5 separate regions of the Homo sapiens genome follow, and all the other regions are linked to region 1. Evidence: chromatin loops called from intact Hi-C (ENCODE). Cell type or tissue: Caco-2. All regions are shown on one strand.

Region 1 (5,000 bases):
TTAATATATGCTTTTGGACCAATCAAATTTTGACAATGAGGAGGAAATCCATGCTATTTGTTTTTTTTCCTTCTGGTTAAGATGTTCAGGAGAGAAATAGCCCTGCCCTCAGTTATATTAAAAATTTAAAAAATTACCATTTCAATTGTTGATACAAAGTATTTTTGAGGTCTGCAGAAGACACAATGCAAATTTTATTAAGTTACCATTATCCTTGTCAGTGAAATTAGAGCATGTTTCTAATCAGTATCTTCAGCAATTACAGACAACAAGGAAATAACTCATGCTGTTATATGAAACAGCTTATAAATTTTTACATACATGTGAGAGGAATCACTTGGAATCCAAAGCTGCCAAGAGGAATAATTAGGAACCACAGAACAGATCTTGGTAATGTGACAGCAGCTTCTAAAACATCCCACAGGACGAAGAAGCGCAAGCTGGCTTGACCTATATCTTTAATAATACAGATCATTGCCCTTGGATTGAGGCTAAAGGGTAGGACCAAGTGCTTGCTTCATCACGTTTTAGGAAAAATTGCCAAAGTATATTTATGAATTCACCACACAATGGCCTCTTGCTTTGATTATGAACTGACGGATCTCTCTAAGTAGCAACTCAGCATGCAAAATTTAAAACAAAAAAACCCACCACAGAGCATAATTTCTTATATTCTGTCATGCTTGGCAAAAAGTATTATGTAAGACCCAAGTAGACAAATGGCTGTTAACAGTAGAAATAACCTTTTGTTTAATTAGAAAATAGGAGCTATATGGGATAATAAAAATGGTTACTGATGCCCTCTGTCACTGTTTAATAAATACGATCGCGCTAGAGATAATGGGAAGTGTTATTTATTTGTGCAATATCACAGACTTGGTAATTGTTCATGTTGTTGAGCATTTTCCTGTGTGGAGATCACAGTAGTTTTAGAATTTGTTTCCTTTGATCTAAGAAAAGGAAATAGCAAGTTGTTTGCTTAAAATGTTCATGGCCTCCCTAGGCTGGAGTAAAGTATCTGCATATTTTTAGCCCCTCAGTTTTGAGGACAGAATCTCTGTGGCGTTGTCTGATGCATATTGAGAACTGGTGCGTTATTTTGAACTGGCTCTATTTTTTTTTTCCAGAGCGCCCTCAGGTGCTCATGGAACATACTTCTCAGCAATGCCATTTCATGTTCAGTTCAGATTTTCCAGCACAACTAAATTTAGTAGCCTTGCTGGAGGGAGGAAGTGGAGCAGAGCTACCTACCTGAGGATGTGTTCATGGGAAGAGAAAAATCTCCCTGTTGCTCCATCTTGAGAACCAGCATATGGGATGAAGATCAGACTGAATTTCCACAGCATGTGTTTCACTATCTTCCCTGGGGGGTGGTAAGGAGAAAAGGCTGAAGGTGTTGGCCATGTTTCAGGGTCACTTCCATTTTGTGTTTACTGTGAACACTTTAGTTGTGAGACTGTGCCATGTATTTGGGGTCATCTGGCTAGATTTATTTCATTGCACATGGCAGTTCACGCTTGGTTTCTTTTTTTTGGGGGGTGGTGGTGGGGATTCTGTTTTCTTTTGTATTGTGATTGCTGGAGTGGATACTCTTGTTTCTTGCCTTTTAGAGAAAATGTTTGTGGTTTGTGATATTGGATGATTTATTTCTTATTATGGCAACCTAAGGATTTTTCACTGTTGACTTTGGTGATTGTGAGATATTTCCTCAGACCCTGAACTAACACTTGATTCTTCTCATACAGAGAAATCCACAAAAATGAGATATGGCACAAATTTGTATAGAAGTGTTTTGTGTGACCACTTATTTCTGCAAGTCCTAAGTAGCCCTTTCTAGAAGGTTTCCATGTAATACCTTTATAAAAATATAGACAGTTTGTTAAAAGGAAAACACAACGCAACAAAACCCCTTTTCTTCACACAATTCATTTTAAGCTTCAAAATCCCTGAAAATCCCCAATCTCCTTTTGCAGTCTGGTTCCCACTCTAACTTTCCTCATCTCCCCCTGAAAGAAAGAAAAAAGCATTTCTTCCAGGGACTGATAAGTTGTAGGCCGATGCTTAGCAACAGCATTCCTGTGCTTTAAGTAGCTGCAAGCCCCTTGCTGAACTCTTTGATGTGACTGTCAGGGCAGATTTATTTTGTTTTAGCACATTGTCTACTTGTCCAGATGTATCAGGAGATAAAAAGGAGTCATGTTTACACTCCTCCCTTTTTTTTTTTTTTTTTTGGAGATGTAATTAAATCGTGTTTTTGATGAGTCTTGGGGAGCTCCAGTTGAAGAAAACAGGAATTGGCTGGAGTAAAGGGAAGAATGAAAACTTGCTTGGCAGAATGAACACCTGACTGCGTCAAAAAATAAAGCATAAGTACCAGCTGGCGTGGTTCTGTGAAGCTGGAGGTTTTGTTCTGAGTCTTTTGTTCCACTTCTGTGGAAGTCCAACCAAGAAGAAGGGAGAGGTGCCCGTCCAGCGCTCACTTGCTGGGCACTATCTGTGAAACCTCTAGCTCTCAGTGATCTCTTCTTTCTTACTGCACACAGGCGCGCACATGAGGCCTTAACTCCCTTCTTCCACTATCATTTAGTGGGTAGTACATCTGTGATAGATAGTTGTCAATCTAAGCTAATAAAATTGTTGAACTCCAGTGATCTTGAATAAACAAATCTTCACCGAGCTGGATGAGTTGAATTCCCTGGGAATGGGATTGCCACTCTTTTTTTTTTTTTTTGGTGATCAGTTTTTTAATGTGCACATTTAGTAACACCATTCTGAGTTCTATTAATGACCTGCAGTGAGCAGTGACAAGCAGGAATATGACATTCAGTACTGCTGAGGACCTGCCAGGCAGCGGCTAACACGCTCGCTTTCATCTGCAGCTCGGGAGACACTCTATTTGCATCCTAAATAGGTTACACTACAGCACCCCCTTCTGCCGACTGAGCTGTGTGACAAGAAGGCCTCACTACAACTCAGTTTTCTCCCCTGATGACAGCCCTGAAGGCCCTTTCACGGCTTTCTCTAACCTTTCTAGCCTTCCCCTTTGGTCCCTGGAGGAGCACAACAGTGACTAATGGTGTGCGTACCTGCACTCCTGGGGGCTTCATTTGGATTATACTTTTAATTACTCATTCATCAGAGGAAAGGAACAAAAACCATCCATTGAAGGAGACAGAAAGATGGGTATAACAAAAAGAAAGCTGAGCCAAGCAGGTGCTACCTTAGATCACTCCTGGCTGGGGTCCCTCCTGCCAGATCCCAAATCCCAGACAGACGCCACTGAATGCATCTTAGAAACTACAGGCTTGGTTTTGTGTTTCCCATTTGTAGCCCAGTCTGAAGTACAGGAAGGAGGTTTTCCTTTGTTTGTTCTAAACACCTTTTGGATGACTCCATTTGGCAGAAGCGCACCTTAAACTTGTAGTCCTTTCACATACGAGAAATCAACTGGGCTCTGCTAGAAAGGGGTGTCCACATGGGGAATTTTGGAGGGAGGAACTATGCATGCCACCTGTCCAACACTGAGAAGCCCTGTTTGCAGGGGTTGGGGTATGGGGTAGAGAGCTCCCATCAGAGGACAGTGCAGAGGCTGACTTAGCCTGGGAAGATGTGGACTTATTGTTATCCTCCACCCTTGGAGGCCAGGGAATGCTATTTGTTCAATATTTTAAGTTCATTTAATTTACCATTTAGTATTTATCGAGAAGATACTATGGGCCACCCAGGTGGAGTAGGGCGCTGCCCTCAAGGAGCAAAGTGTCTAGTAGGGGGACAACTCAGGCAAAGCATGTTGGGAGGGAGTTAGGAAGGAAGACTAGGCTTTGCAAAGATCTCCAGCAGGATGGGGCACAGTGCCCTGCGGGAGCAGGAGAACACCACGTGATGACTCTCAGGGTGAGGAGTGAAGGCAAAAGAGAGGCTGAGAAGGCAGGGGCTGGGGCAGAGGGCCTTCTAGGAAATGGATGGTGCTCTTTGCTTACCCCAAGAGCAAGGTGAATCACTACGTTTTTAAGCAGAGAGGCCCCAGTTTCCTTGTGAATCTTCGTGGAGTCCTTTGAGCTCTGTAACCATCTGGGTTACAGGTCTTCTTTGTGTGTCTCACTACCATGCCTTACCCTTCTGTAATCTGTCTGTGCAAGTGCACTTGCAGGATAAACCCAGGAGCTGGAGAAAGCAGAGGAGTTTCTGTGGCCGTGTTTACCTTTCAAAACCTAGGAATCCTGGATATGGAATAAGAGAAAAGAGGGCTTGTAGCATGTGTGGGCCCTTTCTTGGGCCCTTTCTATCTTATAATTGGTACAAAAGACAGTAGATGGTAGAACGGAGTCAGGAAAAATGTTGGAAAATGTTTTAATGGATGAAAACTCATTTGGAAAGTAACCTCAAAACATCTTTTTTCTTTTTCTTTTCTCCCTCCCTTCCTCTTTCTTTCTTTCATGGTCAGGACATTGGACTGTCCTGAGCAAAACATATACCTAGAATGGGATCTCCCACCCAGGGTAGGTTCATGCATACTTTGTCAGTGACTGAGTCCCTCTAGACCACAATGTGTTTGAGAGTTGAAGACTAAGATGGGCACAGGGTAGTGTTTCTTTAGAAAATAAACTTAAATTTTGCATTTCCTTTGGCTTCAGGGAGAATAAGGCTGCTAGAATGGTTAGAAATATTGCACAGGACATCAGACTTACTGATTATGATACTTGATTAGTCATTTTTCTTGTAGTAATCATATATTTGGGTCTGGAATCTCTCAAGGAAATAGCTTCACACATATGTATACGTTTAGATGAATGAAACTTTTGATGTTAACAGTTATTGATAGTATAAAGCAAATAAAAAAGGCCTCTTTCAAGAACGGCTCTGTGAATAATTTACAGAAAATTTTGAAAAAAGAAAATAAAGGAGAAAAGATTTTTGGGGGTTATTTCTCAAATGACTTTCCATCTATTAAACTATTTTCCACCATTTCCCTTGGCTCCAATCTACTATATTAACTATAT
Region 2 (5,000 bases), 110 kb before region 1:
TTCAAGTTGTCTTCAAGCTCCTCTAGGGAGGATGAGTGGATGGAAGGGAATGTTTTATCTGTATTTGTAGGGAGCTTCCTGAGACTCCAAAGGCTGGAATCCTGTGACTGAAACTTGTTACAAAGAATAAAGTAATAGAGAGGTGTTCAAACCCAAGAGGAGGAGGATGGTTCCCAAAATTTCTCAGTTCTTCATACCCTTTGTTTCTCAGTCATTTTTTTTCACAATGCCTCTAGGCGAATGATTGCATGTACACACACACACACACACACACACACACACACACAGTTCTGTTTATTAAGTAGTTAGATCCCAATAAGTTAATTTATGTCTTAACAGCTTAGTAGCCATTTGAAAAAATAGGTATACATTGAAAGAAAATGTTTTTATTAGGCCAGGCGTGGTGACTCATGCCTGTAATGCCAGCACTTTTGGAAGCTGAGGCGGGTGGATCACTTGAGGTTGGGAGTTTGAGACCAGCCTGCCCAAGATGGTGAAACCCCATCTCTACTAAAAATACAAAATTAGCTGGGCATGGTGGTGTGTGCCTGTCATCCCAGCTACTTGGGAGGCTGAGGCAGGAGAATCGCTTTGACGCTGGAGTCGGAAGTTTCAGTGAGCTAAGATTGTGCGACTGCACTCCAGCCTGGGTGACAGAGCGAGATTCTGTCTCAAAAAAAAAAAAGTTTTTATTCTTAAATAACCAAATTAGTTACCAGTGAGATGTGTGTACCTGTTGGGTACTGCACAGCATCACAAATCTTGGAATCAGGTTGGACAGTACCACCCTGTTTTTGTGTTCCCCACTGATTTTCATGCAGTACTTGCTTTTTATCACAGCAACCACTGAAATCTCACTTTTGAAAAGATATGGCATAATCAGAAGGAATGTAGCATGATCTAATGTTGACACTGAGAACTACATTGACCTACTGGTTTGCAGAGTGACAGATGTCATGTATTGCTGTATTTTCCTTGAAAATTTAACATATTTCAAAATTAAGTTCAAATTAATTTAAATGTCCCACAGTGTTCCTATGTGTTTGCTGTGGTGACCCAGGGCCCTTCAGCATACAGCTGGGAGCCTAGATCCTGAGCACAAGATGCTCTCAGATAATCCAAAACCTGGAGGAAAGGAGTGCTTGTCTAGTCTCCTGTCCTTATAGTGGCTTTCAGGCTCACCTCTGACCCACCACTAAAGGAAGATGCGCCCTGCACACAGTGCATCAAATTTTATGATTCTAGAGGGTGAAGTGAAATCTGGCTACGCACCGCAACTAGTAGCCCTGCACTGGGTTCCTCCTTGGTAGCCAGCTCCAACAGGTACTGTGGGACTTGTTTCTTGTGCTAGCATAGCCTCGACCTCAAGGAAGAAGCAATCTTGGGGAGACTGTCACAAGCTCAAGGTGGACAAAGATTCTCTGTCTGAAGGCTCACAATTCAAACTGGTCATTTTTGCAGAATGCTTCTCTTTCCTCGGCACAAATGAGAGAAATTGAACTGGATTAAGTAATTAAACAATGATTACATTTAATTAAATTAGGATTTAAAAAAAAAATTTCCACTCGGATTTTTCTAAAGTGGCATCATTTTCAAGCTGAACAAGAATACGCCCTGGAAGTACAGGAAAAGACTTCTGTGCAAAATTGGCAACAGAATCCCTAAATGCAAGTTCTGGGGGTCTAGGGATTAAATGAGAATAATTTAAATGGGAAAAGGCCACTTTGCCTCCAGTGGAATGAAAACCTTTTTCAAGGTTTACATTTCTGACAATTTTGGTAAATCTTCATGTTTTGATTTGACTGCCAGTGACTGGACATTTTCCTTTGGAGGCCTAGGGCCTGAACACATTCTGTCAAGTTTATTATCCAAGGAGGAGATTCCTTTCAGTCCCAGATGGGTGTGTGGTAGCAGGTGGGAATTGCCATTGAAAAGTTGGGAGACCCTAAATCTCTTTTCATCAGATCTGAATGTTGGTGGCAATATAGAAATGCATTGAAGTGTTTCTAACAAAGCTGCCCTCCCTGCCTAGCATTCAGAGGGGGAAAGAGGGTATTTTGCACCATGACAACAGGTGACCTCTATTTGGAATTGTCAACAAACATTAATAGGCCTTCCAAAACACATACGCTGTAATATAAGGGATTGGTTGCCTGAAGGGAGGGCCGGGTATTCAGCAGCACTGGGGCAGCTCTTACAGGATGTCAGCAGACGTGGTTAATTGGTAATGATTAGGGCTGTCTGCAAGCTGATTCCCTAAGTTTGGTGAACACATAATTGTTGTATGTAACCCCGAGCGGCTTTGCTCTTTCATCTATATGAAGAGATCAGAAAAGAGAGATTTACGGCTTAGGTTGCCCCAAGCCACACATAGCAGGCTTAATTTTCCTTTCCAAGGGAATTTGAAGACTGCTGTTGTGACTAGTTCTCTGTGGCTTATATGGTATGTTGAGGTCACCTGCGAGTTTTTGTTAAATGATTGATTGACTGAAATTAATTATTCTGTCAGAGCTGTAATGGCGGTAAGATGGGGTGCACTGATAAATACAAAAGCTAAAGTGATTCTTATAAATGCACTATGTCTCTTTCTATTTAAATAAATCAGACAGAATACATAGATCCTGGATGGTGTTGAGTGTCCCCTCCCCATTTTCCTCTATAGCCCTGAGCTGTTTTCTTTCCAAATCTGAAGCTTTGAAATGAGCGGCTATTTACTCAATTTAACTGCAGGATATTTGAATCCTTTGTCACTTCATTCCTTCTAACCTTTCCCCAAACACCTCAGCCCCTGATAAGAGGCTGATGCCCATGACTGCCTTAGATTAAATCAACTGAATTGAGAGTCTGTGTTTGAGCTAATGGCTAGGCAACTTGGGGAATGTGGCTGGTGAGTTGGAGAGTGGATAGAAGGCAGGTGTTTGCTTCTAAATGTCAGATTTCTGAGGCATGGAAACCACCCTGTAGGGCCCTTTTAGGAGGGCAGTGAAAGCAGCTGTTTAGTGACAGACTGTCTGCAGTTTGGGTCCTTAAATCCCATGAAGGGATTCCAGTGGCTGGTTAAGGAAATGCCAAAATGACTCTTTCGATTACCTTGCAAAGGGCATGAGATTATTTATAAGTGATGTATCCAACTTACTTCCAAGTCACTGGAAACGATCGTTAGAAAAAGCCTTTTCCCACACAGGCCCTGATCATGACAAAGGTTCCAGGACATCTTCTGGGAGTGGCACCAGGTTCAAAATGAGCAAGAACACATGGGAGGTACAGAAAAAGACTTGTGGGCAAATTGGCCAAGACAGCAGAATAACAAACCCAGGTCTCGCGTGCGGTATGCCTGTGGGGAAAACATCTATGGAGTAGGGTCGTCTAGTCCTTTGTGTAAGTGTGAAAAACTTGTTGGCATTGGATAGGGTGATATGCTTCCCAAGTCTGTTACCAACACTCCTAAGTTAAAAGTAAACAGCAGTCACTTGCTTCCTTGGTTCTTAGATTCTAGTGTGCTCTTTTAGAATATTCTAGAGTGCTTGTTAAATATGCAGATTCCTGGGAACCACCTCCAGTGAGTCTAATTTCTTAGATATGACACAGAGCTTGGGACTCTTCATTTTCTTCAGTAAGTTCCATGGTGATTTTGGTGCAGATTGTCCCAACTGTCCAGTTCTTTATTTAACAATTGATCAGACCAGGGGCCAAGAGAAGAAACTACAGCTGTTCCATTTGACAAAAATAGCCCTCCAAAAGGCCTGCGACTAGTCAACATGCAGATGGAACTTCTTGAGTTTGAGTAATTTTACGCATCTTAAGATCAGCCCTGGCTATTTCAATGCCAATCATCTTGAGGTATACCAGCTATTGAATGCATGGCTCCCTGAATATCTCAGAAAATGAAATGGTTAAAATAGGAGGGGTATTGAAAATTGCTGTTTCTTGTTGATAGTTAAAATTTCATTGGCTGGATGTGATTTAAGCAGCAACATAAGATTCATTTAAACTGTCATAAATTAAGACATCCTATTATGGAGGGAAATTTTTTAGAAATCTTTCCCAGCAATTTCTAAAAAGAGTAGGACTAACTTGGAACTCTTTGTAGTCATTCCTGCTAAAGGTAAGAATGGGCGTGCTCTCTCTAGTCTATTACCCTGTGATTTAGTTAGGTAGAGCTCAGACTTGCACTGCTCCGAACAATGTGTTGTGAAGTTAAATTGAAGGCCTGAAAAGGTATGCATATATCCCACTACTTTATGAACTCTGTGACTCATAATGCCTTACAATATATTTGAAAGCAAATTAAAGACTTTATAAAATGTTTTTAAGTATGCCCCTCCTCTTTTAAAACATTTATGGCTTCTATAAATGCTATATAAAATGCTTTGGAGAGTGGTCATCGCTGGACTAAGGCTAGGTTGCATAAATATTTAGTTAGAGATATGAGCGTGTTTCTTGAAGCTGTACATGTGTCGGAGTTTCCTTGCTGTTCCTGCAAAGTCAGGCCTGTTAGCAATGTGATGGAAGATAAAGGAAGCGGGGAGCCAAGATGGAAATGCATATTTGCCATCGCAGGGGATAGTGCTCCATTAAAGTATCACTGTTTTTGTTTCTGTACTTAAAAAATTTAAACATGTCTTTGATTGCAGACTGTTTTCATTGTGTCATTTTAAATAATAATTAGGCTCCCTGCTTCAATCATTCTCTTTTAAAGTGATTTCGGAAGTCCATGACTGGAAAGATCCGGTATTTAAAGGAAAGGCACCTCTGAGGCTAACAACTGGTGGTGTCATTTGACCAAGAACTTTCCCAGAAAATTCATCTGGGGATCCTTAGGCTCTTTTAGAATATTGAGTTTTGTTTTATTGTTATTTTTAATCCCAAATACACCAGATGTTATTATTATCGCATATCTCTGGGAAGAGAAGAAGCTAAGATGAATGTGCCCTTATTTTTTATGTACTTCTAGTAGCTGTGCAATCTTCAATGACAGTGAACAGAATATATGCCCATGA
Region 3 (5,000 bases), 250 kb before region 1:
TACACATTCACTGCACAGCAACTGGTTGAAGAGTGGAATGGTAGGCTGATTCTCTAGCACATTTAAATTTTTTATTCATTTAATCTCTTTATTTTTTACTGTTGGTTTGATGAGTGCTCACACTTGTATATGGAAAAGATAGATATGTGCTTGATATAGTTCCATTCTATGGTCTGTAAGCAGATCCGCTTTGTCCTTCCTCGAGTTTGTGCTCCATTTGCCACTGAGAAATTTTAGGGTTTTGCAATATGACTTTTGATTCTGGAGTTCCTGTGGCATTTGTGTTTATACAAAACAATGCAGCTGCCTTTTTTTTCTTTTGGTAAAACATTTTCCTGGCCCTTCATCCACAAAACACGAGGTTTGCCTTCCTTCTAGCTGTTTCCCAGAGCCTAATAGTAGAGCCTCTATGTAAATTTATGTGACGTTTTCACTAGAAAATTGCTTAAAAATGAATGCTATTTCTAGAGTTTACTGTTTTTCACTTTAAGTACATTTTCTGACAATATGTCTTCTATTAATCATTTAAGCAATACTAGGAGCCTTAAAGGAGTGTATTCAGAAGCAAGAACCCATGGTTCATTTAGTGCTGTCTGAAAAAAATTCTTATTGATTGGCATCCTCTGTGGTTATGTGATGTAATATTTATAATATGTCACCCAGGCATACATCAAAACAAGTGTGTCTGTTGTTTCATTTCCATGGGAGATGTTGATTTCAAAGAGGTCAGCCCAGTTTTTAGGTCACATTGTGGCCAACCACTGGACCAGAAATGGGAAGTGACTCGATTTATGTAGTTATTGGAAATGGCATCACAGAGCTTGAGTTTCTGTGGAGTCTTTCCTCCCCTCCTCCCAAATTCACCCTTTTCACTTCCTCACTTACCCCCTGTGCACCCAGTTGGATTTTCTTGGCACACATCCCCACCATAAAACAGGCTCATTAAATTTATATGTGAGCATGAACATACAACCAAGTTGTTGAGTAGCACCCTGGCCCCACTGGGGCAGGAGCAGAACTGTGCCTGGGGTTTCTCTTTGCCATTCATCATAGTTCATGGCTGAGAAATGTCCATGGCCCTGTTATTATAGGAGCTTAAACCTGTCTGTGATTTTCAGTGTGTACACACCATGCTGCTATTTTGGGATGAATGTGGAATGGAGGTGAATGTGATAATCAGCAGCCTCCAGGATTTGGGCAGGAAGAGAACAGCAGTGCAAGACTTGGCCGGAGAGACCACCATGCTACTGAGAAACCACTTTAGTGCCCCTTGTGGATTTCAACGCTAGCCAAAATAACAAATCAATATGGGAAAGTTGGGTGCCCAGAATGGTCTATTTCTTGTCTTCCCTTGCCATTGCTTTTTTTGTTTTTGCTACAGAAAGAACAATGGACTTGAAGGTTAACAGTAGACAAGTCTGGACTTCACCTTTCAAATAAGGGAGTTGGTCTCATGGTCTTTTAGCTCTTCCTCTGTCACTGAACCCTCTGTCGTTCATCCCCTCCTGCCACTCCAGTCTCTGGTTGGCCTTGCTTTACTCCCTCCTCCCTGTAGGGCCTTCTGTATTCCTTACAACTTTCAATTATTTAAAACGTGACACCCTTTCTTTGTTCCCCTGCATGGAGCAGCCCTGGGGCCTGCCCAGTGTCTGCAGCACTCAGCCAAAGGGAAGGAGGGAGGGACCCTCCGCCGTCTGGTCGCTCTGGGCTGCCACCATTTCCCAGACGAATAGGAGCTGTAAAACTTGTGGCTTACATAACCCAGTGAGCATTCTCCAGCTAATCTACAATCTGGGCTTTGAAGATCACAAGAAAGCAAAGGTCACGACCCAGAGATCAAAGTGACAGAAGCCCACAGAGTAATTGCCGGTTACTCTCTGTAGAGGGCCTTGGTCTGTCCTGTGGGTGTATTGTTTGCACAGAGACTTCAAACATGCTGCCGGTGAACTGTGAGGAAAATCAGCTGGCCTCTGCCAGTTGTCAGGCATTCATGAATGCTGTAGGTGAGCTCACCTCGGCTCATTAGAGTGAGATTGTTGTCATCTCTCTGAGCATCTGCAGTTATTCCACTCACACTGTTTGTTCATTACTCTGTGGTCTTTATTGACTTTCTCACAGTCGTCATTTACTTGGAGGTGTTGGGGGTGGTTATATAAGGAAATTGGAATAACAAGAAAGGACGACATGGACATTTTTATTGTAAGTCAACTTTGAGCCACGTAGAGTTCAAGCAAGGTAACATTTGAAAGAGGCTTAGACATCATTTGGCCCATCCCCTTCACAGCATAGATAGAAAAACTGAGGCTCAGAAAGGCAGCAGAGACTGAACCAAGATCACAGGGCAAGATACACTCAAGAGTCTGGCCTCTTTCACTATGCTATTAGTCCCCAAGCTTTTTGTTACAAAAACTTGCCCTCCTTTTATTTTTCTCCCCAACACTTTAAAAACTTTGATCTCTCAAATAGGCTGCACTGAAGCCATTGCTAAGTTTATTATTATTATGAAACATATACGTTCAGCAGTTGATCACGGCTTCTGTTCAGCATGAGGTAACCAGTGCTATTAAATGGAGTTAATGTAATCTAGTCAACAGTGAGGAAGCATGATGTTTTGTTGACGGACTCATCTATCCCATCAAGCTTTGTGAAAGATTGAGAATGGCTCACAGATCACCCACTGCTGCCTTCAGGGGTCTCAGGTAGCGCATCAGTAGCTTGTACCATGTCTCACTGCCTCCAAAGAATAGAAGCAAGAAGGCAGCAAGAAATAATGCAAAGAAGCATAGACTGCCGTAAACGGAAGAAAATTTTAAAAACGAAACAAAACTCTAATGACCCCATGCCCAGTTCCCTCAAGAATTGGAAACTTGGTACTTCTTGAATAGAGTGTCAGAGAAAAAAACATGTCAGCCAACCCCATTCGCAGACCGTGGAGGCCCATCTGAGCTTTTCTGTGGTTGTAAGGTGTTCCTGGGGAGCAGCCATTGCCCTGGGGGGAGCAGCCATTGCCCTGGGGATAACAGTTACAGGCAGGGGGAAAGAACATCCTCCTCTCTCTCTCAGGTCTGGATGAAAAATGCCTGAGTGTTGGGACTAGAGCAGAGAAAATTGATTTTGGAAAGAAAGAAAAAAAAGGTATTTCTCCTGTTCCTTTTCTCCTCCTAGCGGTTTTAGCTCTCTCCTTAGAGGAGTCCTTTAAGCAAATGGAACATTCTATGTGAGAAGAAAGAGGACCTGAAAAGCTCAATGTGCTGGTCTCTCAGATTTAGGAAATCTGTTTCCAGACAGAGACAAATGGGTCTTTAAGCACCTTCCCAGGATCCCTGCTCTCCTCTTGATAACCCCACCTTCTGTATCTCAGCCAAGAGCACCTCTGACTCTCACCCCCACCCCTCACCACCCCCAGCCTTGGGGGCTTTCCCCTAGCCACCTTGAGAAGGTCAGGAAAATTGGAGTTGCCCTCTGGAGCTAGGGACGTGAGACTTAGAACTTAGACCGATCTCTTTTCATTAAGCAGTGCCCTGGCTTAACAAGCAGTTTTATAAATCTGAAGCTGTCTCCGGGTGTCGCAGGATTTATAGACGGGGGTTTCTGCCATAAAGTGGTTTATGATGGCTGCCTTCTGTGTTATTAGTAGCTGTCTCTTCCTTCAACCATTGCTGTTTGATAATAGCCTTAAAACACCCAGAATTACTTACCTGCAAACCCTATTCCCGATAGCCCCTGTTGACAGTCTGAATAAGTTTAGTGCCCTTTTGTTGTACTTTACCTTCAAAACAAACTGATTGAACCATCAATAGCTCGTGGAAGCTGACAGAGGGATGTCATCTGGACTAGCCCTTGTGATTGCAGGTTATCTGGGGGAGTTAACCTTCCCGCATTGTTAACTGAAATGTTTTATGTACTATGCAACTTTAGGATACGGCTGTGATAACCCCAGTAACTAAGTAATACATCACAGTAAAGAGATTTTGGTGCAACAAATAACCCAGGATTAAATTTACAAGGGTTGAATTGATATTGTAAAAGCCTTCATTCTGTGGCTTTGGGAATCCTCTCTTGTATTTTTATGGCAAACTTGTATTACACTCAGGATTGAAGCTGTGCCTTTTGACACCCTGACATGACCTAGAACAAAGGGAAATAGATCTCCCAGGACCATGAAAGGACAGGCAAGCAGGAAGCCCACTGACTTATCACTTGGCAATAATGTTTGGAGCGAGTTCCAAGCCACCAAGGGGCAAGAAGATCTGGCAGACATGGCCACTGGCTGGGTTCTGTGCACTGCAGGCATTGGGGCAGGGCAGCCCTTAGCAGAACTGGAAGGAGACCCTTTGCTGCCTCACCACCCTCCTAATTTCAAAGCTATTATTCCTCATGGTGTTATTTTCACGAGGACATTGGTTCTCAGCAGGACTAGCAGCATCAGCATCACCTGGGGACATATTAGAAATGTAAATTTCAGGCCCAGTTCCAGAAATACTGAATCAGAAACTCTGGGGATGGGGCCCTGCCATCTGTGTGTTGGGAAGTCTCCAGGAAATACTGATGCCCACTGAAGTTTGAGAACCACTGTGCAAGAATAGAAGCTCACTGAAAGAGCACAGATCTTCTGCATTGCTTTTATCTCCTCATGTTGGTACTTGACTCAGGTCCTGACACACAGTAGCTGTTCCATAATTATTGTTGAACGAGTGAATGTATGAGTAAGTAAATGAAAGAAGACATCTCTATGGAGGAACTTTGGACCCTGGGCTGAATCTCAGATGGAACTATTTGGGGCAAGTCCTCCTAGTGTCCCTCACACCTCTCCAAGCAGCAACCACTTGGAAACCCAGGCTGGCCCACGGGATGGGTGAAAATCATCCCTCATTTCAGGGGGTGACTGGCAGCCTGTGTCATGGGCTGTCTCTTCGATTGTATAAGAAGAGTGATCTGAAAACAGCAGCTCTTTGTCATCTAAAATTTTTAACTAGCTTAAAAGCCAGCACCTCTGTCTC
Region 4 (5,000 bases), 150 kb before region 1:
TCCCCCAACCTCGCTGCCGCCTTGCAGTTTGATCTCAGACTGCTGTGCTAGCAATGAGCGACACACGGTGGGCATAGGACCCTCCGAGCCATGTGTGGGATATAATCTCCTGGTGTGCCATTTTTTAAGCCCATTGGAAAAGCACAGTATTAGGGTGGGAGTGACCCGATTTTCTAGGTGCCATCTGTCACCCCTTTCTTTGACTAGGAAAGGGAATTCCCTGACCCCTTGCACTTCCTGGGTGAGGCGATGCCTTCCCCTGCTACTGCTCGTGCACAGTGCGCTGCACCCACTGTCCTGCACCTACTCTCTGGCACTCCCCAGTGAGATGAACCCGGTACCTCAGTTGGAAATGCAGAAATCACCCATCTTCTGTGTTGCTCACGCTCGGAGCTGTAGATCGGAGGTGTTCCTTTTCGGCCATCTTGGCTCCTCCGTTATTATCTTTACTGTTGCTTATTTTGAACAGGCCTACAAGCATCTCCTGGTGCACATGACCTAGAGTTTCTCTTGGAATAGAGTCGCTGAGTCTTTAGTTATGCATACTTTTAACTTTACTAGAAAATACCAATCTGTTTTCCAAACAGTTGTTCTAGTTTAACATTCCCACCAGCAAAATAGTAGAGTTTCTGTGTATATACATTTTCTCCAGCACTTCTTATTGTCCAATTTATTATTTTTGAGGACAATTAAGTGGGTGTAAAGTGGTATCCCCTAGAATTTTGGTTTGAATGTTCATCTTCCCTTAGGTGATTTTTCCAGAACTGGAATTCTGTATCTCCTTTGCACTAACAAAGCAGTAGATTACTGTAAAGCTATAAAACACAAATTAAATAATATGATCATCTGTAATGCAGCAGTCAAGGAGTGATTAGGATGTGCTGTGAGGACGGAAGAGAAGTCATTCTTACAGTGCAGTAGAAAAAGCCTTGGTCTTGAATCAGGAGAGTCAGTGCCTGGTCCTAGCTCTGTAAGTGATTGGCTGAGTGACTCACATGAAAACCTCATTTTTCAGTGTTTCCATTTCCTCATCTGTTATTTAAGGGTGTTGATCACAGAGAGTATGCTCTGGTCTACATTTTTGTCATTTAGTAAATCATAATCATCACATTCTTTTGGGTGTTTCTTTAAAGCATTTGGCCTCCATTTTCTCAGGTGATATTTCCAATACCTAAGTAATGTAGGCAGAGAAAAGATGAAATAAAAGCCTACAAATTTTGGCAGGGGTCTCCGTAGTGTGACTGTGGGGAGACCAGGAAGCTCCTCAAGCCCATAAATATCTCTGTTCTGGCCTCCCTTAGAGCCTAAAACTCCACAATTACTGTTTCACTGCTATAGTTCTTGAATGCCTTTGGGTCTGTTGGAGTCTTCCATTAAAATGCAAATGTCCCTGGAGGGGGTGGGGAGAGCCTTTAAGCTCATTATCACCTAAATCTTCCACAGGGATTAATTGATCAGATCCTTCCCCATCAGACACCTGGTTGGAAACAGAGCCTGTGGGAATGGGCACCTGGTTGATGAGGGGAAGCCCTGGGAGGGAGAAGAAAGGTTATAAAGAGAGAGGTGGACCAACCAGGGCTCCCTAGGGTTTGGCCATTTGCTGCTTCCCACAGGCTCATCTCTAGCCAGAAGCTCAAAATCCAGCTGGTCAAACACACTGGGCTACTGCTGTCTCCTTGGGGGGAAGTTTCCTCTTAGAACTAACTAAAGGCTGCCAACCAGCGGCAAACCCTCCTGTGTCTGCAAATGGCTGCCAAAAGCCCCTCCGCGCTACACACTTCTGTGGCAGATGCCTCTGAGCAGCCTTCTTTATGAGTCAGTGCTAAAGCCTAGCCCAGGTTCTAATGTGGCCACTCTGAGGCGTGGACAGGCCTTGTCAAAGGCTGGGCATGCGTGTGGGTGCCTCATCTGCTTTGTTTGACATCCAAACAACTCTTTTAAAATGTGGCTCTAGCCCCACCTCACAAAGGGGGCCTGAAGGGTGTTGTGGAATGTGCTTGGACCTGCTCTGTTTTCTTTCGGTCACCCACACAAAAATGTGCCTTCCCCTCCCCTGCCAGGAAACTCCCTCAGCAATGCATGGTTTTGCCTCCGCTGACCCTGGCCCCTTAACATGTCAGAATGTTAATAAAACACTACGGCTGTCATAACGCAAGGTTAAATGAAGTCTTCACAACCTGTCCATTAAGCGGATGTTTGTGTGTGTGGCTTTCTGCAGCTTCTCTCTGGATACAGCCTGTCTCAGTTTGTGGGCAGTCGATCGAGCCTTGGGCCTTTGTCTTTGTTCACTGTTGTGTTTAAATCCCCCCCATTCATTAATCATCCCTTTGCCTATTTATACCGGTGGCAAGGATAGCGAACACACTTAACGTCTGCTTTTGTTTTGGTGGCACCCTTTGTGAGGACCAAGGCAGAGCTAATTATTAACTGCGAAAAGACGTTAAAACTTTTAGATAAGCGCCAAATGCTGCATCCACTGAGACGCAGTTTTGTTTAAACCTTCGAGAGCTTGCGGCCAAGCAACTGGGGTGGCTTTATTTAGCTTTGAGTCCAGGGGAGTGATGCCAGTGCTCAGATAATTAATAGAGGCTCTCCATTAAGACCCAGCCGGGCAGCAGAATCCAAGCGCCCTGTATGCACCTCTGAACACCCAGCTGGGTCATCCAGACCTGAGCAGGCACAGGCAGGGGTGGCAGCTTCAGACGTAGGGCTCAAGGGGGCTCCTCCAACCTATATGTTTACATTTCCTGTGTACATTTCCTGTGAAGATCTTCGTTGTCAGCTTTTGGTGACTTTTACACCCTCCAGTAGGATCCTGATTTTCCTTTGCTGTTGGACATTTTGTGGAGCCAACTATTTTAGGTACAGCTATATCAGCTTATTAAACAGTTATGCGGCTTGCTACTGTTCTTCTGAAAGAGGTCTCCCCGACCACGTTTTCTAAAGCAGTTGCCTAAGCCCACAGCCATCCCTCAGTTACCTCTATTCCATTACCCAGTTTTTTTTTCCCCTCCAAGGCATCTGTCGCTATTTGAAATAATCGTATTTGTTTGTATTTCTTGTCTGTTTGATACTAGAATGTAAACCTCTTGTATCCTTTGCACTTAGCTCTTGATCGTCGCCTGGCACATATCAGGGGCCAAACAGATATTTATTTTATGTGTGGGGGAGGAAAAAAATATATTTCCCTCTACCCATTCTAGGCTCATTGGCCAGGGCCCTGTAAATTAGATTGCCAAAAGATAGGTTAACAAGAGAAAAGTATTTTTTGTTGTTGTTGTAAATTTTATTTTTGAATTGCATTTTTTCCTGCTGATACATGAAAAAGCAATTTTTTGTTTTCATATTATACACAACATCCTAACTTAACTTTTGTTTATTTACTAGTTTGCATTTCTTAAGTAGACAGTCATATTATCTACAAGCAAAAGATTTGTTTCTTCCTTTCCAATCCTTATAGTTTTTATTGCTTTTTCTTATCTTATTACACTATATAGGACCTCCAGTGTAATGTAGGATAAAGTAGTAATGGAATTATATCCCAAAAGTTTTCTTAAAAATAAAGAAAGCCCACATTACTAGTTTACCCACATAATAAAATTTCTTAGAACCACATAATAAAATTTCTTAGAACATAAAATTCTTCGTTTTTAAGTATCCAATTCATTGGTTTTTAGCATATCCACAAGGTTGTGCAACTGTCACCACTATTCAATCAAAAACATTTCCGTCATTCCAAAGAGACACCCCTTAACCATTTATACTTACTCCCAATCTGCCTCTTCCTTCAGCCCCTGATAACCTTAATCAACTTTCTGTCTCTATAGATTTGCCTATTCTTGGCATTTTATACAAATGTAGTCATACAACATGTAGCCTTTCATGTCTGGCTTCTTTCATTTGGCATAGTGTTTTCAAGGATGATTCTTATTGTATCATAAATCAGAACTTCCTTTCCTTTTTATGGGTAAATAATATTCCATTGTATAGATATACCATATTTTATCTATCCATTAATCAGTTGATGGACATTTTGGTTATTTCTACATTTTGGCTATGATGAATAATGAATAATGCTGCTATTAATATTTTTTGTATACGTTTTTGTGTGAATATGTTTTTCAGTATCTTGATTATATACTTAGGAGTGGAATTTCTGGGTCATATGGTAACTCTATGTTTAATTTTTTGGGGAACCACCCAGCTGTTTTCCATAGGTAGTGCCATTTTACACATTTCCACTAGCAATACATGAGAGTTTCAATTTCTCTACATCTTCACCACTACTTGTTATTTTTTCTTACAGTGATCCTGTGGGTGTGAAACAGTATCTCTTTTGGCTTTCATTTGTACTACTCTAAAGACTAATGAAGTTGAGCATCTTTTCATGTGCTCTTTGATTATTTGTATATCTTCTTTAAAAAACTGTCTATTCACATTTTTTGGCTTTTTTTTTTGAGACAGAGTATCACTCTGTAGTCCAGGCTGGTGTGCAGTGGCGTGATCTCGGCTCACTGCAACCTCCACCTCCTGGATTCAAGCAATTCTTCTGCCTCAGCCTCCCAAGTAGCTGGGATTATAGGCATCCGCCACCACGTCCAGCTAATTTTTGTATTTTTAGTAGAGACGGGGTTTCACCATGTTGGTCATGCTGGTCTCGAACTCCTGACCTCGTGATCTGCCCACCTCGGCCTCCCAAAGTGCTGGGATTACAGGCATGAGCCACCACGCCTGGCCTTTTTTGGCTATTTTTAAATTGAGTTATTTGTCTTTATATTGTTGAGTTACAAGAGTTCTTTATATATTCTGGATACTAAACCTTTATCAGATAAATGGTTTCTAAATATTTTCACCCATTCTATAGGTTGTATTTTTGGTTTCTTGGTAGTATTTCTGATAAACAAAATTTTTAATTTTGATGAAATTCAATGTATTTATTGTTTTCTTTGATGGCTTGTACTTTTGGTGTTACATCTAAGAAACTATTGACTAATCCAAGG
Region 5 (5,000 bases), 590 kb before region 1:
ATCTAATTGATAATTCATAATATTTTATTGTAGTTTTTTAAATGACTGAGAGTTATCTGTCTCTCCTTCCTTCCCTTTTTCCCTTCCTCTTCCCTCCCTTTTCCCTCCCGCCCTCCCTCCTCTTTCCTCCCTTCTTGAATTATAAGCACTTGATTGATCATAGTTTTGGAAGACCAATGTCTGCTCCATATGAGTAGTTTAGAGAATGTAAATTGTTCATTAAATCATTACAGTCTTTCAGTATTGTTAACAACATCAGTATCACAATCATCTACTTTAGAATCACGAATGTTAGAATCTATCAGTGCTAGAAGAGGCATGCTGGAAGATGCAGCCTTCCAGTGGTGAAGGAGCCTCAGGACCCACTGTTGGGGCTAAGCACCTGCTACAACCAGAGCAGCTCCACTTTTAGGGTTGCACATGAATTTCCTTTCTTCTTTTCTTTTGAAGTAAACTCTACTGCTACACAGTTAATCTAGTCTACCTCCATTCCTCCCATAGATGAGGATACTAAAGCTTAGAAATGTTAAGTGACTGACATCTTTTGCAATTCTTTGTCCCCTGAGGAGAGATTTTGAATTGAGGGTGGCACTTAGGTCCTTGGCGATATCATGAGCTGGCAAATTAACCTTGGAAACCTTTTATCTTTGGACTTCTTATGTTGCTATATAATAAACCCTCGTTGTTTATGCCACCCTTAGTTGGGTATTCTGTTACTTGCAATCTAAAGCATCCTAAAGGGTAGAAAAATCTCAGAACAATGCTTTTTGTCCAATGCATTTGAATTAAGATCTGCTCAAATGTTTCTTTGCCTGCAAGACTCTCTTCAACACTCTGTGTTCAATAAGACAAAGGGGGAACTACAACTCTGACATTGATTAAAAGTGTTGCATACCTTTAGGTTCAAGCTAGTGGGTGGCCTCAGCTTCCATTCTGTGCATAGGAAAGGAGACCATGGGGGTTCGATGGTGCCACTTGGGAGGGCCCTCCTCCCTGCCTCCTTCTCATGTGTCTCTTTTGCTCAGGTCCATCTTCATAAATGGTAATTTCAGGAGCCCATTTACTCCACATAAAAGGTGAGTGACTCCGTTTATAATAAATCTCAGTGTGGTGTGCAAGCTATCATTCCCTTCATTTGACCTTGGTGGAACAGGCTGATGGGGCAGCGAAAAGTATGATATGAAAAATGAGGGAGCACAGCAAAGTGAGCAGTGAATCAGTCTTGTGTGTGATTAGCTGTGAAAAATCTCACCAACATGACTCAGAGTCACTTTTTCTTTTCTCTCTTTTCCCATCCCCTTTCTCTCTCCCCATAATATCTCACCAGCCACCCCTCAAATGAGCTTTCCTGCATGTGACTGCCATGTCTGCACCAGTAGCCCTCAGATCCTTACAGGGCTTCCTGGATTGTGAGGTCTGGGCTAAGGGAAATTAGGCTCAGAGGAGGAAAATATTTTGGGGCAGGGGGTTGGAAGAGGGCTAGTGGAGCTCAGCTGAAGCCTTGGGGAGTCCCCCCCAGGGGCACGTTGAGAAGATGTGAGTGTGACAGAATGACTTCAGCAGGCATTGTAAATCTGCAGTCATACCTGAGGACTCAGTGACTCATGGTTGAGGTCTCCATCAGCTCCATTTGCAGAGTCAAGCCCTATAAAAACAGGGCGATGGGATGGTAAATCAGGCTTCCTGGGGAATCGTGGGATCCTGCAACAGAAGGCTTGAGCACATAAAACGGAAGCTTGCCTTTAATGGCACGGCCCTTATTGCCACGCTGCAGAGGCCACCTTGGTGGCACAGCGAGGAGCTTTGGGAGGAGAATTTCCTGCTGCAGCTTGTCTCTTCTGGGGATGCTGTCCTTCGATGTCCTCTTGGTGTGACATCTGTGGGCCAGGAGGCAAGGAGGGTGATGAGTGGCTGTAGATGCTCCATGTGGTTAACCTCACCAGATGACTTCAGCTACCTCATTAATGTCCCTGCACAAGCTGCAGTTGCTGCCTTCCTCCCCTTTAAAACAGAGCACATGTGTTCATCTTCAGAACCAGCAGAGGGTAGAGTGTTCATGGAAATTGGGCCCCTGCTAACAAGTCCTCTGATGGGAATGATGGAAATATTCTTTGTTCATTATATAGTCTGTAGCATGTATTTTCTGACCACCGAGTAGTTCATTAGTTCAGCCATATCGCACCAACATTTGCCCTACTTATTGGACATAACATTAATTATGATTATTTTTAGATTTTTAAAGTGTTTTATTGCCTCAAAATGTAGTCCCCAGCTAGTGAGGAAGGAAAGCTTCCTAGTGGATGAATTAAGTGAGTTTATAAGAGTGCTTTGTAATCTGCTTTTCATTTTTTCCTGTATAAATGGATACTGATTTTTCTGAAGGTGCTCAGACATGACCCTTCAATCTTATTTGCACCATTTACTATCTATCAATTGTTGCCACAATGATGCTGCTTGACAAAATGCCCCAACACCTAGTGGCACTCGATCAGCAATTATTATCATGCTCACAGTTTGTGGATTGGCCGTGGAGACTCTGCTTCATCCTGCAGGTCTGTGGGTTGGTTGAGCTGTTCTCTTCTGGGTGTTTCTATTTTGTCTGGAACCAATGGGCTTTCCAGGCAAGTTGTTCTCAGTTCAGGTCAGAGACTTGGAGAGGGCAGAGGAAATATGTGAGGCCTCAAGGAAGGCCTAGACTCAGCCAGCCCATTGTCATTTCAGTCTACATTCCAGGACCGAATGAAGTCTTGTGGCCAAGATCATCATCAGTGGGTTAGGGATAGATACTCTGGTGGTAGGAAGTACAAACTCACAAGGCAGAGGGCCTAGGAGCAGGAGAGTGAAGAATTGAGAAGGATTTCATAATGCACCATTATTTGTTTATTTAGTCAACATGTAATTTATGAAACACTTGTCATGAGCCTGGTTAGGTTTTCCATCAGAAATCAGACAGAATTCAACTTCAGCCTTTTCAAAACTTCCAAATGTGTTAGGTGATTTAATAAGGTTTTACTGTAAAAACAGAGTAGGTATTTAGTAAAGGTATAAAAAATTAAAAGTGGAATTTGAATACATAAGAATAATGAGTTGTTGAATATCACTTCCATGTTTGTGTGTTCTTGGTTACTATAGTCATATTAACCGTCATGTTAATGAGTGGTTGTTGTAGATACAAAGGATAAATATCTAAAAGAGGACAAATATCTCAGTCAATAACCATTTACTCCTATCCTGGGTCTTAGTTGTTAATTTCGGTTATATGACTTGAGCTTGTAGAATAAAGTGAAGCAGATTAACAAATCATCAGAAAGATCCCTAAGAGAGTTAAAAAGAAAAACAGATTAGGGTAAATTTTCATTTGGCATTAATTTCCCCAAAGATATAGTCCTACAGCAAACATTGCAAGATTGACAATTGTGTAATAGATGCATAACATGTCCAAACAGTTAAGCTGTTCTTCAATTAACACCCAGCCCTGTCATGCCATATGTACTACTGAGTTTAAGAAGGATGCAGATTTGGCAGAAGTCCAGAGGAACCATAGCAGTAACAATGATTGGTGAGATGATGTATCTGAAGAGCTTTTTGGGGTTGGCATTATTTGCCTAAAGAAGAGAAGCTTGAAGGATATTCCTCAGGTGTACCAGGAGTGGTTTTGTGTGACAAGGTAACCAGCTGTTCTCCATCTTAACCATGATGTGAATAAAAAGAAGTTTCACAATTTACCATGTTTAAATTAAGTTAGACCTGCAGAGAACTTCTTTCACTTGTTACATTCTGTAGTGGTGTCCCAGAATTGTTTCTTAGTCGTAGAGTATTTCTCCAGGGTGGATTTAATTTTTAACTTTTGAACAGGAAAGAGGTTATTTTCCCTAGAGTTGGTCATGTGTTATTCTCCCTGGGGGCCAAGAAGCAGAATCTTTCTGAAAACCTGTTTCTGGATGTTGAGGGAGAAGGTAGGGTTTGCACAGCATTGTGGGATTGTGGGCTGAGGTAATGAAGTGTTCCGCCTCCTGTTGCCGTGGGATGGCCATGGCCTACCCAGTCTGAGGGGACAGCTTGTCGGTTCTATTACAGAGAGCAGTAAAGAGTCTTTAAGAACTTTAATTTCCACAAGAAATGGAAGGCCTACTTTCCCAATTACTTTATAAGCTGGATATGGTAGGAGATAATCTAAGAGTTTTGCAGGGGATGTTCCCTGGATGTTTTAATGTTGGATGGTTCACGTGGAGCCCTCATAATTCAGAGATTGAAGCCAAAGTGCCTCTGTGTACCTAAAGTACACATTTACAATATCTTTCTTCTCTATTTAAAATAAAACCCAAAATTTAACAAGAGAAACGGCAAACTTCTTGTGTTGTTTTCTACTTAACCCTGAATTACCATACATCATACTCTAAGATTGTTTTCCTAAATTTGCAGTAATATAGATTATTGAGTCTATGTCTTACATAATCCAAAATTTGAGAATCCTGAGACGGCACATCAAATCTTAGTAAAATAAGAAAATTATATACATGGGAAGGAAGGGAAAATAAGCAGCAAATAAGATGGGGTGAAAAGGAGGCATCGTGGCATTACGGAGAGAACACACGGGCAGGAGACTGAGGATTTCATTTCTCCATCACTAATTGCATAATCTTATGTGAGTCACTTAACAACATATCGTGATTCTTCCATCTATGAAATAAAAGGCTTGCATTAGGTCATCTCATGATTCTCTCCAGTTCTAAAATTATTTCATGCATAGTCTGTGCTACATCTTTCTTGGAGAAGCAGCTTTGTTTTCCTGTGCCCATTCTGTGAGTGGAAATGCCTTCGAAGTTTACTTTTTAGCGAGCTTAACAGAGTAGTCTTCAGGTTAGTCAGTGAAATTGTGTCGACTTCTGAATTCAGAGTTGTGAACATCAGCACTTAGACCACTCTTCCACTCCTTTGCTTTGAGCCCAGTCGGTGATTAAATATAGCATCTTTTGCTGTGGATTCAGAACTCTGTCTCA

Evidence for each region. A loop is a pair of places that touch in the nucleus more often than their neighbours do. Peaks named below come from ENCODE experiments on the same cell type or tissue, not always from the same donor. Only the 100,000 strongest peaks of a DNase experiment are listed, where the experiment ranks them.
Region 2: it touches region 1 in a loop (10-fold over the local background); 3 of 110 quality-filtered maps call a loop at or near these places.
Region 3: it touches region 1 in a loop (10-fold over the local background); 6 of 110 quality-filtered maps call a loop at or near these places.
Region 4: a loop joins it to region 1, with 6 times the contacts of the local background. A loop is called at or near these places in 2 of 110 quality-filtered maps.
Region 5: a loop joins it to region 1, with 3 times the contacts of the local background. A loop is called at or near these places in 2 of 110 quality-filtered maps.

The regions. Positions count from the first base shown.
Region 1 is chr10:76,300,999-76,305,998 of GRCh38, forward strand. All of the region lies in intron 5 of LRMDA (leucine rich melanocyte differentiation associated), which reads left to right. It overlaps LOC124902462 (a long non-coding RNA gene), which reads right to left and starts at 4,018. Exons shown (of 3, transcript XR_007062203.1): 1 at 3,981-4,018; 2 at 1,252-1,363. RefSeq lists a silencer at 2,733-3,027. In Caco-2, a CTCF peak has its summit at 2,953 (motif pointing left); DNase peaks (open chromatin) are centred at 2,083 and 2,903.
Region 2 is chr10:76,188,684-76,193,683 of GRCh38, forward strand. All of the region lies in intron 5 of LRMDA (leucine rich melanocyte differentiation associated), which reads left to right. Among named protein-coding and RNA genes, the nearest start is that of MIR606, 640 kb to the left of the region's middle. In Caco-2, no CTCF peak of the experiment used is centred here; DNase peaks (open chromatin) are centred at 2,268 and 2,818.
Region 3 is chr10:76,049,444-76,054,443 of GRCh38, forward strand. All of the region lies in intron 4 of LRMDA (leucine rich melanocyte differentiation associated), which reads left to right. Among named protein-coding and RNA genes, the nearest start is that of MIR606, 500 kb to the left of the region's middle. RefSeq lists an enhancer at 1,565-2,098. In Caco-2, a CTCF peak has its summit at 1,877; a DNase peak (open chromatin) is centred at 1,778.
Region 4 is chr10:76,148,402-76,153,401 of GRCh38, forward strand. All of the region lies in intron 5 of LRMDA (leucine rich melanocyte differentiation associated), which reads left to right. Among named protein-coding and RNA genes, the nearest start is that of MIR606, 600 kb to the left of the region's middle. RefSeq lists an enhancer at 1,141-2,049. In Caco-2, no CTCF peak of the experiment used is centred here; DNase peaks (open chromatin) are centred at 1,950 and 2,660; H3K4me3 peaks cover 281 bases.
Region 5 is chr10:75,715,706-75,720,705 of GRCh38, forward strand. All of the region lies in intron 2 of LRMDA (leucine rich melanocyte differentiation associated), which reads left to right. The region is part of intron 1 of LOC105378367 (a long non-coding RNA gene); the gene reads left to right. Among named protein-coding and RNA genes, the nearest start is that of MIR606, 170 kb to the left of the region's middle. In Caco-2, a CTCF peak has its summit at 2,023 (motif pointing right); no DNase peak of the experiment used is centred here.